Linked DNA regions of Homo sapiens: region 1 is linked to region 2. A link is a contact called in ENCODE Hi-C or POLR2A ChIA-PET data. All regions are on one chromosome and are shown on one strand. The core of a region is the stretch at or near the end of the contact, and the rest is flanking DNA. Distances in the headings are between cores, read along the strand shown.

Region 1 (4,926 bases), core at 1,427-3,926, 39 kb before region 2:
CGGGATTTACAGGCATGAGCCACCATGTCCAGCCTAATTTTTGTATTTTTAGTAGAGACGAGGTGTTGTCATGTTGGCCAGGCTGGTCTCAAGCTCCTGACCTCAGGTGATCCACCTGCCTTGGCCTCCCAAAGTGCTGGGATTACAGGCGTGAGCTACCGCGCCTGGCCATCTTTTTCTGTTTTTTAACCATGCTGTTTGTTTTCTTCTGGTTAAATTTGAGAGTTTGCTGTGTATTTTGGTTATCAGTTGTGACTTGCAAGTATTTTCTTTCTGACTGGGGCTTGTCTTTCTCTTACGGATCCTGCCTGATTGTTTTCAAGTGAAAGTTCAGCCTCAGACTCCAGTGCATGAGAGCCTCTGGGTTGGCTGGCCTGCACTGCCTGCACTTGGCCTGTAGTGATGACCCGGGAGGGACTCTGCAGCCGCACGCAGGCTGTGCCAGCCCAGGCCGACCTGCCACAGGTGCCAGGGGAAGCTTCAGGGCTTCCTTGCCATGTGTTTGCCATGCCTAGCCTATGCACTAGCCTACTTTTACAGCGGGGGAAACAGCCCACAGCAGAGAAGCGACTTGCTGTGGTCCCAGGATGAATTTGCGCCCAGCTCAGCCTGTGCCTGGGGCCTCCCTCTGCCCCATCTGGGTCTCATCACTGCCTCCCTCCTCACCTCTTCTGGGCTCCTGCCAGGGCTCACCTTGCAAAGGAACCGCTGGTCTTGCCAAGTCTGAGGGCCGGTCGTGCAGGTGCAGGAACAGCTGGTGGGGGGTGGATTCAGGCTGTGAGAGCAGCTCACGTTCATGTGTGTCTGGGCTCCTCTCGGCCTCTCAGCAGGCCATGAGCCTCTCCGGGGACTGCAGTGACTAATGTGTATTTTATGAGCTCTTGGGACAGGACGGGGTTTGTTTGCTTGTGGCATTAAGAATAGATGTGCCTGGTGGGTGGGGATTCCGTCCTTGTTTGCCTAGTTCTGAAAACTGTCTTCGTCTCCTCGGTCAGAAGCTGTGGAAGGGCTGTCACTGGGCCTTGGCTCCGGTACCATCGCTGGGTTAGCCCCAAGTGGTGACTGTTTTTCTCCTTCCGTGTCATTGACTTAGAGGCGTGTTAATTATGCACTCCCAAACTGCAGGCTTCACAACAAGGCCTCCACCCAGCAGGAAGCACGCAGCTCAGTGGAATCTGACAGGCCCTGCCTGCCTGGTGCACGCTGGCATGTGCGATGGGGCCCTTCCTGGAAGGGCCAAGCTGGCGGTGAGCCCTTCAGAAAAGGTGTCTGGGCTGGGTATGGCGGCTCATGCCTGCAGCCCCAGCGCTTGGAGGGGCCAAAGTGGGAGGGACCATTGAGCCCAGGAGTTCGAGACCAGCCTGGGCAACAGAGTGAGACTTCATCTCTACACAGAAAAAAGTAAAAATTAGCCAGGTGTGGTTTCTCACGCCTATAGCCTATAGTCCCAGGTACTCAGGAGACTGAGGCTGGAGGATTACCTGAGCCTGGGAGGTTGAGGCTGCAGTGAGCTATGATTCTGCCACTGCACTCCAGCCTGGGCAAGAATCTCACACAGGTTAAGACCAGCCCCTGGTCTGCAGGGTATGACCGGCCCCTGGGGGGGCCGCAGATACTGGGGTGGAGGAGGATGGGCAGCGACCCCTGGGACTCTGGGGAGAATTAGCCTGCACCCCAGGGCTCGCAGGTTCTGGGGGTGGCCGGGCGGTTGCCGACGCTGCTCTGCCGCCCCACAGGACGTGGCCCAGTGGAACATCGGGAGCCTCCGGACCATCCTGGACATGGTGGAGCGCGAGTGCGGCACCATCATCGAGGGCGTGAACACGCCCTACCTGTACTTCGGCATGTGGAAGACCACCTTCGCCTGGCACACCGAGGACATGGACCTGTACAGCATCAACTACCTGCACTTTGGGGAGCCTAAGTCCTGGTGAGTGTCTGCACTGGCCCTGCCGCCGGCCGGACCGAGAGCCCCTCGGGAGGGAGTCAATCCCGGGTACACGGCTGGGCGCCGTGGCAGGGGCCCCACCAGGTGAGGCCGCAAAGGTCGGCCTATGACGGCTGGAGATCTTCCGGACCGCCTGGGGTCACCCACCAGCTTTGGGGTGGGGGATGTGCACCCCCAGAGCCGAAGCTCCCAGGCCCCTAGAGCTTGCGCTTTGTACCCCGGAGTGCCCCCCATTGAGCTGTGAGCGGCCCCAGGTGTCCCCATGGCCAGGAGCGTGGTCTTGAGCCTCCTGAGCTGCCCAGGCTGTGCTGCCTCACAGCCAAGTGGAGACGTTCCTGGTGAAGGGACACTGTCCATGCTGCCCAGAGGGGCCTGGCCAGGATGACCCTGCAGCCGCTCCCTCGCAGTCTCCGCCCTGGCACGTCTGGGCCAGGCCCTACAGTTAGGAGGGCAGGGCGTGGCGCTGCAGGCCTGTGTGCAGTGTGGTGGACCTGCCCCTGCCCGGGAGGTGCCGGGTGCAGCGTGGGCGCTGCTGTGGCGGGCTGAGTTCCAGGACCTTCTCCTGGCTCCCTGTGCACGTCGCAGCGAGGCCGTGTGGGGGTGTGTGTGAATGTGCACGTGTGCGCGCGCATGTGAGTGCGCACGTGAGTGAGTGTGAGTATGCATGCGTGTGTGTGCCCCTGTGTCACCGGGCTCTGCTTGTGACTGCGGAACCTGCTGGGTGCTCCGCGGGGCTGCCCTGCACTGTCCTCCAAGGGCCGCTAGGTGGCGCTCCCGCCCTTCCCGGGGCCGCGCTCATGCCTGGAATCTTCCCAGGCCGTCCTCGCGCTGGAGGAGGACGGAGCCTTTGCCTGGAGGGCGTGGGAGCTCCGCCTTGCCTGGCCCTTCCCTGGGTTGGAGTTGTAAGCGGGGAGAGGGGGGGGCGGGGGAGAATGCTGTACCTCTTCGTTAAAAAAAAGCACAATGAGCAGGAAGGGGCGAGCTGTGCGCATCCTCACCTGCGTCCGAAGCGCAGATGGAGCCCAAGGGAAAGGCCCTGTAGAGGACCCCGTGTGACTTGGGGCAAAGCGTGGCCTCCCAGGGGTGCGTGGGCAGCGGGACGCCCATGGTGTGACCGGGTTTGTGCCTCCATAGGGACCGTCTGCCCTGTGCAGAGAGCCCCTGTGGGGCGGGAAGTGGCGAGCAGCCGGCAAGGAGGCCCAGCCAGACAGAAGCAGGGGGGTCAGGGACATGGGAGGTGGGGGACCAGCCAGTGAGTCAGACGTGAGGACTTCAGTGCCAAGGACTGCAGTGCCAGCAGCTCGGTCTCCTGTGAGGGGCCCCGGGGGTTGCTGGCTGTCGTGGGAGCCTGGGCTGGGGGAGACCCTGGGGCTGGGGCTGCTATGGGTCAGATGCCAGGGCCGGGGGTGCCTGCTGCTAGGTCAGAGGGGCCTCTGCGGGAGGAGGCGACAGTGGCTCCCTGGAGGCGGCAGTGGGGCCCGGCCACAGGCCGTCGGAGGGACTGACAGGGATGCGCCAGGAGCCGAGGGCCTCTCCTGAGCTGGTTCATCCAGGACGCAGCCTCTGAGGGCATCCCGCACCTCTCCCCGAATGCCCCTCACTGCACCCCTCCTCTGCTTCGCCTGGTGCCGCAGGCGTCCAGCTGCCACTCCCATGTCTACCCTTCCCCATGACCCGTCGTGGGAGATGGCTCAGGGGAGACAGCTGGGGCGGGGCAGCGTTGAGTAGGCAACAGTTCTTTCGGGAAGGGAATTCCGGAAGCGCCCTGACCTTGGTCTTGGTTTTTGCCCAGGAAGGGGTGGGGATGGCAGGGGTGGGGCCTGGCATGAGGGGCCTGAGAGGAGCCACAGTGTAGGCTCTAGCTGCAGGGCATGCCCTCAACCCCCCAGAGCTCCCCACTCGCCCCCACAGTCAGCTCAGCCTGCTTAGCACGCAGGGCCCCTTCCCTGCTCTCTCACCAGGGCTGAGGCGGGGCCCCAGATGTTCCCACGACACCCCATGCCTGCGACAGGCATAGACCAGGTGACCCCAGCATTAGCCAACGTCTACTACGGGCTATCAGTCCTCCCCAGCAGATGGTAGGGGCCCTGGTCACCCCGTGTCCCAGCTCCCAGCAGGGGCCTGGCACAGAGAGGCTTGGTGACTTGCCGGAGCCTCTTGGATCCTCACTGTGTGCTGTGGGAGCTGACTACCCCTCCAGGCTGCCCTCCCAACTTGCAGGGGGGTGGGGACAAGGTAACTGGAAAGAGTGTCTGGCCTCTGGTCCCTGGGCTGGGGTTCAGGAAGCTACTCAGGCCCCTGGGAGATGCTTCCCCCCTCTCCCTTCCTCGGGCCCTTGGGGTAGGTAGGGCTCCCAGCCAAGAGATCACCAAGGCTGCGCCCCGTCTGTCTCCCTCATTACACTGTTCCGCTTGCATCTGCAGCCGCTTAATTGCAACCATTTCAGAGTATTCCAGTGGGATTTTAAAGAAAGTGTCAATGTACTCAGGTTTACAGCATTTTATTAAAGCTTTCTGGGTCTGTTGCTACTTTGGTAGCTTGATTTGTGTGTCAAAGTGACGTGAACAGCCTGGTGTCAATAACAGGCAGAAACATGCTTCAAAAGGCTGGCTTCTGTGGTGCTCTCAGGCAGCGGGGCTAAGAATATCTGAAGAGACTGAGCGCCTCAAAATCTCTTTGGCAATGCGGATTGAAACCAGAGCCAGCACCTGCAACTTCCCCCCGCCAACTTCCCGCAGCCCCTTCTGTCACCCAGGCCGGGGGGGCCGGAGTGCAGGTGGGTGTGGGGAGGGTCCGAGCTTTCCACTTGACCCTGTATTCCAGGGTCTTCCTGGGTGGGGTGGTGGCCTGGGGTCGGTGTCCTGAAGGCTGTGCCCCATAGAAGCCACTGTCCCAGGCCACACTCCTTGCCATAGATCAAGACTCTCCTGGGGCCAGGCGCGGTGGTTTGCGCCTGTAATCCCAGCACTTTGGGAGGC
Region 2 (4,409 bases), core at 712-3,211:
CACAGCACACCACCTCTTTTTGCTTTTTTCTCCTGGCTACTGGGAAAATGGAGGCAGCATAGGTGGCCTGTGTGACATCTCTCCTGGCCACGCCGGTCTGGACGAATGAGCTAACCTTTATTTTTCTGGCTGTTTCTCTGCCTTCAATCCAGTTTAGAAAAAGAACAGGGGTCTACAGCAGGGAAGGCTTGAGAGATGCCCCCAGGACTCAGTTCAGAAAGTCTCGAATGTCTCTAGTGAAGACTCTGGGCTTAGCTAAAGGAAGAGAGATCCAGAAGTTGGGATTTCAGCTTTTTGATCTAAAGGAGTAGTTAAGTATCTCAGGGCTGTTGCTGTGTTGAAAGGGCATGTGTCTGTGTGTTTGTGCTGCCGTGAGGACACCACGGGTGTTGTGACCAGCCCAGCAGCAGATTGAGCTGTAAGCCCCAGGCCTCGGGCTTGTCCTGGAGGTGCTGTCGGAGCTGAAACTGCAGCGGGGCGGTGGGGACTGCCCAGATATTAAAAGCAATTTGGGGTTCAGCCATGTGTTCACAAACAAGTTGGCATTTGGGAAGTGCAGACTTAGATTGGGCTCCACGCTTCCATTGTCAGGCGGCGTAGCAAGTGGCGTGCAGCGCTCGAAACACACCAGGGGTTCCAGGCAGGCGCCCAGGGCCTGGGCTTCCTCCTGGACCCCCCAGCCCCGCTGTCCCAGCCCCTGCTCAGGCACCCCTGGTGTAGTCAGGCCTGGCCTGGGCGGCGAGGGCCTTACGCAGGGAGTGTCATTAGCCACAAGGCCTCTGTGGCCGTCGGGGGGGTCGGTGGCTCTCAGGCTTCTTGGCGGGGCAGCCGGCCCCTGACTCTGGCAGGGTTTTCTCTCCCATAAGCAGCCCAGGCTGGAGAGTCTGTTAGAGCATCTCGCCGCACAGATGACAGAGGAGTGTTAGAAGGCAGGGAAACGGCCCAGGTCAGGTGGGGCTCGGGCCTTGTTCAGATCTTGTGTGCAGCCAGATTGGAGAGAAGGGGCAGCCCAGAACCCCCCTTTTCTGGTGTCCCTCTGGCCGGCCCAGCTCCCCTGTCCCATTTGCGTTTCGGGCCACTTTGTTTTGAGCACATTCTTCAGAAGAGAGCCAAAGAGGAGGCTTTCCACCCCCTCGATTTGCTTAGAGACATTTTTGCTTGTTGGCTGTTCACCTTCCTTGACCGCTAGGGACCCCTGCCCCCCCCCACCCCGTTGTCCCCTTTCTGTCATTTTTGTGCTCAGGAGCTGACAGGTGAAAAGCCACCCTCCTGCCCTGGCCGGGCCCTGTGAATTTTGGGTGTCTGTGTTCACGGGTTGGCAAGCTAGGGCTCGGATCTGGTAGGCCGACGCTGTGCCGTCTGCAAACTGAGCAGGGGGTTTACGTCTTCACAGGGTTGTGGGAGGAGGGCAATTAAAAGGATGTGTGACCTGTGACAGCCGGACGAAACTGAAATCTCACCCACAAATGAGCAGCCTGTGCACAGAGCCACACTCTGGCATGGAGGTGGCGTCTGCGTCTGCTTCGCCCCGCGGAGTTGAGTAGTTCCGAAAAGCCAAGAGGCGTGTGCTGCCTGGCCCTTGCAGGGGAAGCCTGTCTCCCCGTCTACAGATGCCAGCGGGGTTGCACAGCTCGCAGGACAGCCACCTCCTCCCCCCCCCAGCCCCCAGGGCCTCTGTGGGCAGAGGGGCTGCTCCGAAAGCAGGTTGGCCCCCACCGCCTCACCACACCTCGAGCCAGTGCAGCTCCCTCTGGAGTTCCGGATGGGCCTGCAGCAGCTACAGCCGTGAGCAGGCCAGACCACTGCCACAGATGTGCTGCCACCTGCCTGCGGAGCATCCCTGGCTGCCCCATGGCAGGCAGGAGGCCCAGCCCTCAGCCCAGGTCTGCCCCCACAGGGCAGAGCTCTCCAAGGTTCCCCCGGCTGTAAAATCCCAGAGAAATACGATCTCCCTGCAGCAGGTGGCTTACCTACTTACACAGCCTTGGACCAGAGCCTCCGGGTGGAGCTTCCAGGGCCCTGCGCGCACACACAGGAGGCAGCCTGGGGCTCTCCCCTCCCGTCTTCTGCAGAGCAGGGCTGGCGCCTGCCTGAGCTCACAGGTGGGATGGAGCAGCCCAGGCCGGCACTTGTGGCCTAAACACGGCCTCATTCACTCCCCATCAGCAGAATGCCGTGGGCACACGGAGGCCATTGTCAAGGAGGGGGTGGGATTTATTCCCGTGGGTGTCTTTCCTTTCTAGCTGGTCTGTGGGCATTCACCCTTGCCACCTGTCTGTGCAGCCAGTGACATAGTCATTGCCCCTCGGGGCAGGAGGAGGCCTGGTGGCCCTGTGTGTCTGTGTGGGGGAGGTACGGCTGTGTCCCCACCCCCGGCTCTCCACTCCTGCTCATCCCCTATGAAACCTGGTGTCATGGACCTGCTCCCCTCGGGGCTGGTGACCTTTGGACCCCAGTGGTGACAACCACAGAGGTCCCCAGACATCACCTGCAGCGTCCCTTGGAGGCAGGATTGGCCCCAGTGAGAGCTGCTGCCCAGGGCCACTTCCGAGGTCAGTCATCTCTTTCTGGGGGGTGGGGTAGGTAGTGCCAGTGTCATTTTTGACTCCCCTGCTGGTGTGGCCTTCTAGGCCCAGGTTTCCCAGCATCTCCCCTCTCCTGCTGAGGGCCCCCATCTCTGAGTATTCCATTTGAGCTGCTCATCTCTGTGCCACTTTTTCCCAACTTAAGGCGGCTGAGCTCTGCAGCGGTCTGCAGCCTCGGTGTGCGACGTTTCTTAAGCACACAGGTGTTAAGTATCTCAGAGCCATGAAACTCTCTGCCTTGCCTGACAGACTCCCACCTTGAGGATGGACCCTGGCTTTGGGGCTGGGATTTCATTCACTGCACTCGAGTCTCTGGACGGGGGCTGGGCTGTTCGGAGGGTTTGGGGAGTGAGGGCACCGGGCAGCACAGGTTTAAGTCTCCTGTGTAGGAATCTCACGTCTTTCGGGAGCTAAATGCCAGGCAGGAGGTTGCTTTCCCCTCAGAAACTAGAAGTTCTTATCCAACCTGCTCTTCACGCCCACCTGTGGGGAGAGAAGCCCATTCCTTGTGTTCACTGCCTGCCGGAGAGCAGGAGGGAGCCTGTTTCCTCGTGGGCGGGATGTGCCCCCCGACTCGGGTAGGCCCGAGCATCTGAGGGCCCCCAAGGGCCCATCGTTTTCAGGGTGACCGTCCACACCTGCAGGGGCAGGGAGTCGGCGGCTTAGCTTCCTCTGGAGCACGGTTCCATCAGCCAGATGCGCTCACATCCAGCTCTTAGCGGCTCCTGCAAAAACTCGCTCTGATCAAAGGGAGGTGAGTGTAAAAATGCGGCCCGGGCTTTGTCTCCAACTCCCCCCGTGATTCCTGGACCACGCAGGCCATATCACTCGGACACCACGGATACAAACCCTCACTCCCCTGGCCCCTAGAGCTGAGCAGAGCGCTGGGTTCGACTTCCATCTAGAGCAGAGGTCGATGGGGGGGAGGTTGCCCCTGCCCACAGCTCCACCCGTGATAAGTAGGCAGGCTTTTCCATAATTAATCAAAACCTAGGCCGTTCATCTGTGGGCCAGGGCTGAGCAGAGACCACCGGAGTCCCTGAGGGGGCCCCTGAGGCTGCAGGGGACAGGCCAGGCCCCCCCCCTCCCCCCCCCCGCAAAAGAGCAGGTTGTGGTTATAGGGGCAGGATGACAGTGGGAGATTTTGACATCCTCAAGAGGCAGAGGAGCAGGACGCCCCTGCCAGCTTCATCCGCACATCCCTTGGGGCAGATACAGAAGGAAGAATGTGCATTGTTGGAAACTGGGGAATACGGTAAACAAAGAGAAGTGGGAGCTGACCTTACCATCTCTGCCATCCGCTCAGCCATGAGAAGGAGCAAGGCCCAGCGTGGGTGAACCCTGAGGACACCCCGCTCAGTGAGAGAAGCCAGACCCAGAGGCTACACCGTGCGAGACCCCATTTCTATGAAATGTCCGGGACAAGCCAGTGCTCAGAGGCAGGAAGGGATGCTTGGGTGTGGGGGCTGGAGGGTGACAACGGATGGGGACGGGTTTTCTTTGGAGGATGAAAATGCTCTACCTTTGATGGCGAAGATGGTCTCCCCACTCTGTGAATACACAAGCTCCTGCGTCGCACACCTGGTGAATTGTAGGGCACACGAATCTCACTGAAACTGTCCAGAAACATCCTTCCCCCAGATCAGCTCTCAGCAAATCAGGAACAGTAATCCAGAATAAAAACTGGGCAGCCTTTCTGGAAGGCCGTCTGCCATGGGTTACACATGTGTCTCCTGTGGCCTAGCGGTTCTGTCTCTGGAACACGTGCATACCGGTTCCATGTCTAGGGATATCTGTAGCCCCGTTTGTTGTAGTGGAAAGTTC

The links. A loop is a pair of places that touch in the nucleus more often than their neighbours do. ChIA-PET counts read pairs that join two places held with the same protein, here RNA polymerase II (POLR2A). Pooled maps may share reads with other maps.
Region 1: a loop to region 2 is called in a map of gastrocnemius medialis, with 7 times the contacts of the local background. The contact joins two enhancer-like sites. A Hi-C loop is called at or near these places in 4 of 168 maps with a recorded cell type or tissue (breast epithelium, gastrocnemius medialis, lower leg skin and 1 more) and 3 of 50 pooled maps. POLR2A ChIA-PET finds 5 or more read pairs at or near these places in 3 of 52 experiments (K562, SK-N-SH and WTC11).

Annotation. Positions count from the first base shown.
Region 1 is chr19:5,045,740-5,050,665 of GRCh38, forward strand. KDM4B (lysine demethylase 4B) reads left to right here. Exons shown (of 23, transcript NM_015015.3): 6 at 1,737-1,930. Among named protein-coding and RNA genes, the nearest start is that of KDM4B, 79 kb to the left of the region's middle. RefSeq lists enhancers at 875-1,678, 3,172-3,774. Within about 2 kb of position 2,677, at least 9 of the 41 ENCODE cell types and tissues checked have a DNase peak (open chromatin) inside an H3K27ac peak, as active enhancers do.
Region 2 is chr19:5,084,995-5,089,403 of GRCh38, forward strand. All of the region lies in intron 9 of KDM4B (lysine demethylase 4B), which reads left to right. Among named protein-coding and RNA genes, the nearest start is that of PTPRS-AS1, 91 kb to the right of the region's middle. RefSeq lists a silencer at 2,284-2,578. Within about 2 kb of position 1,962, at least 3 of the 41 ENCODE cell types and tissues checked have a DNase peak (open chromatin) inside an H3K27ac peak, as active enhancers do.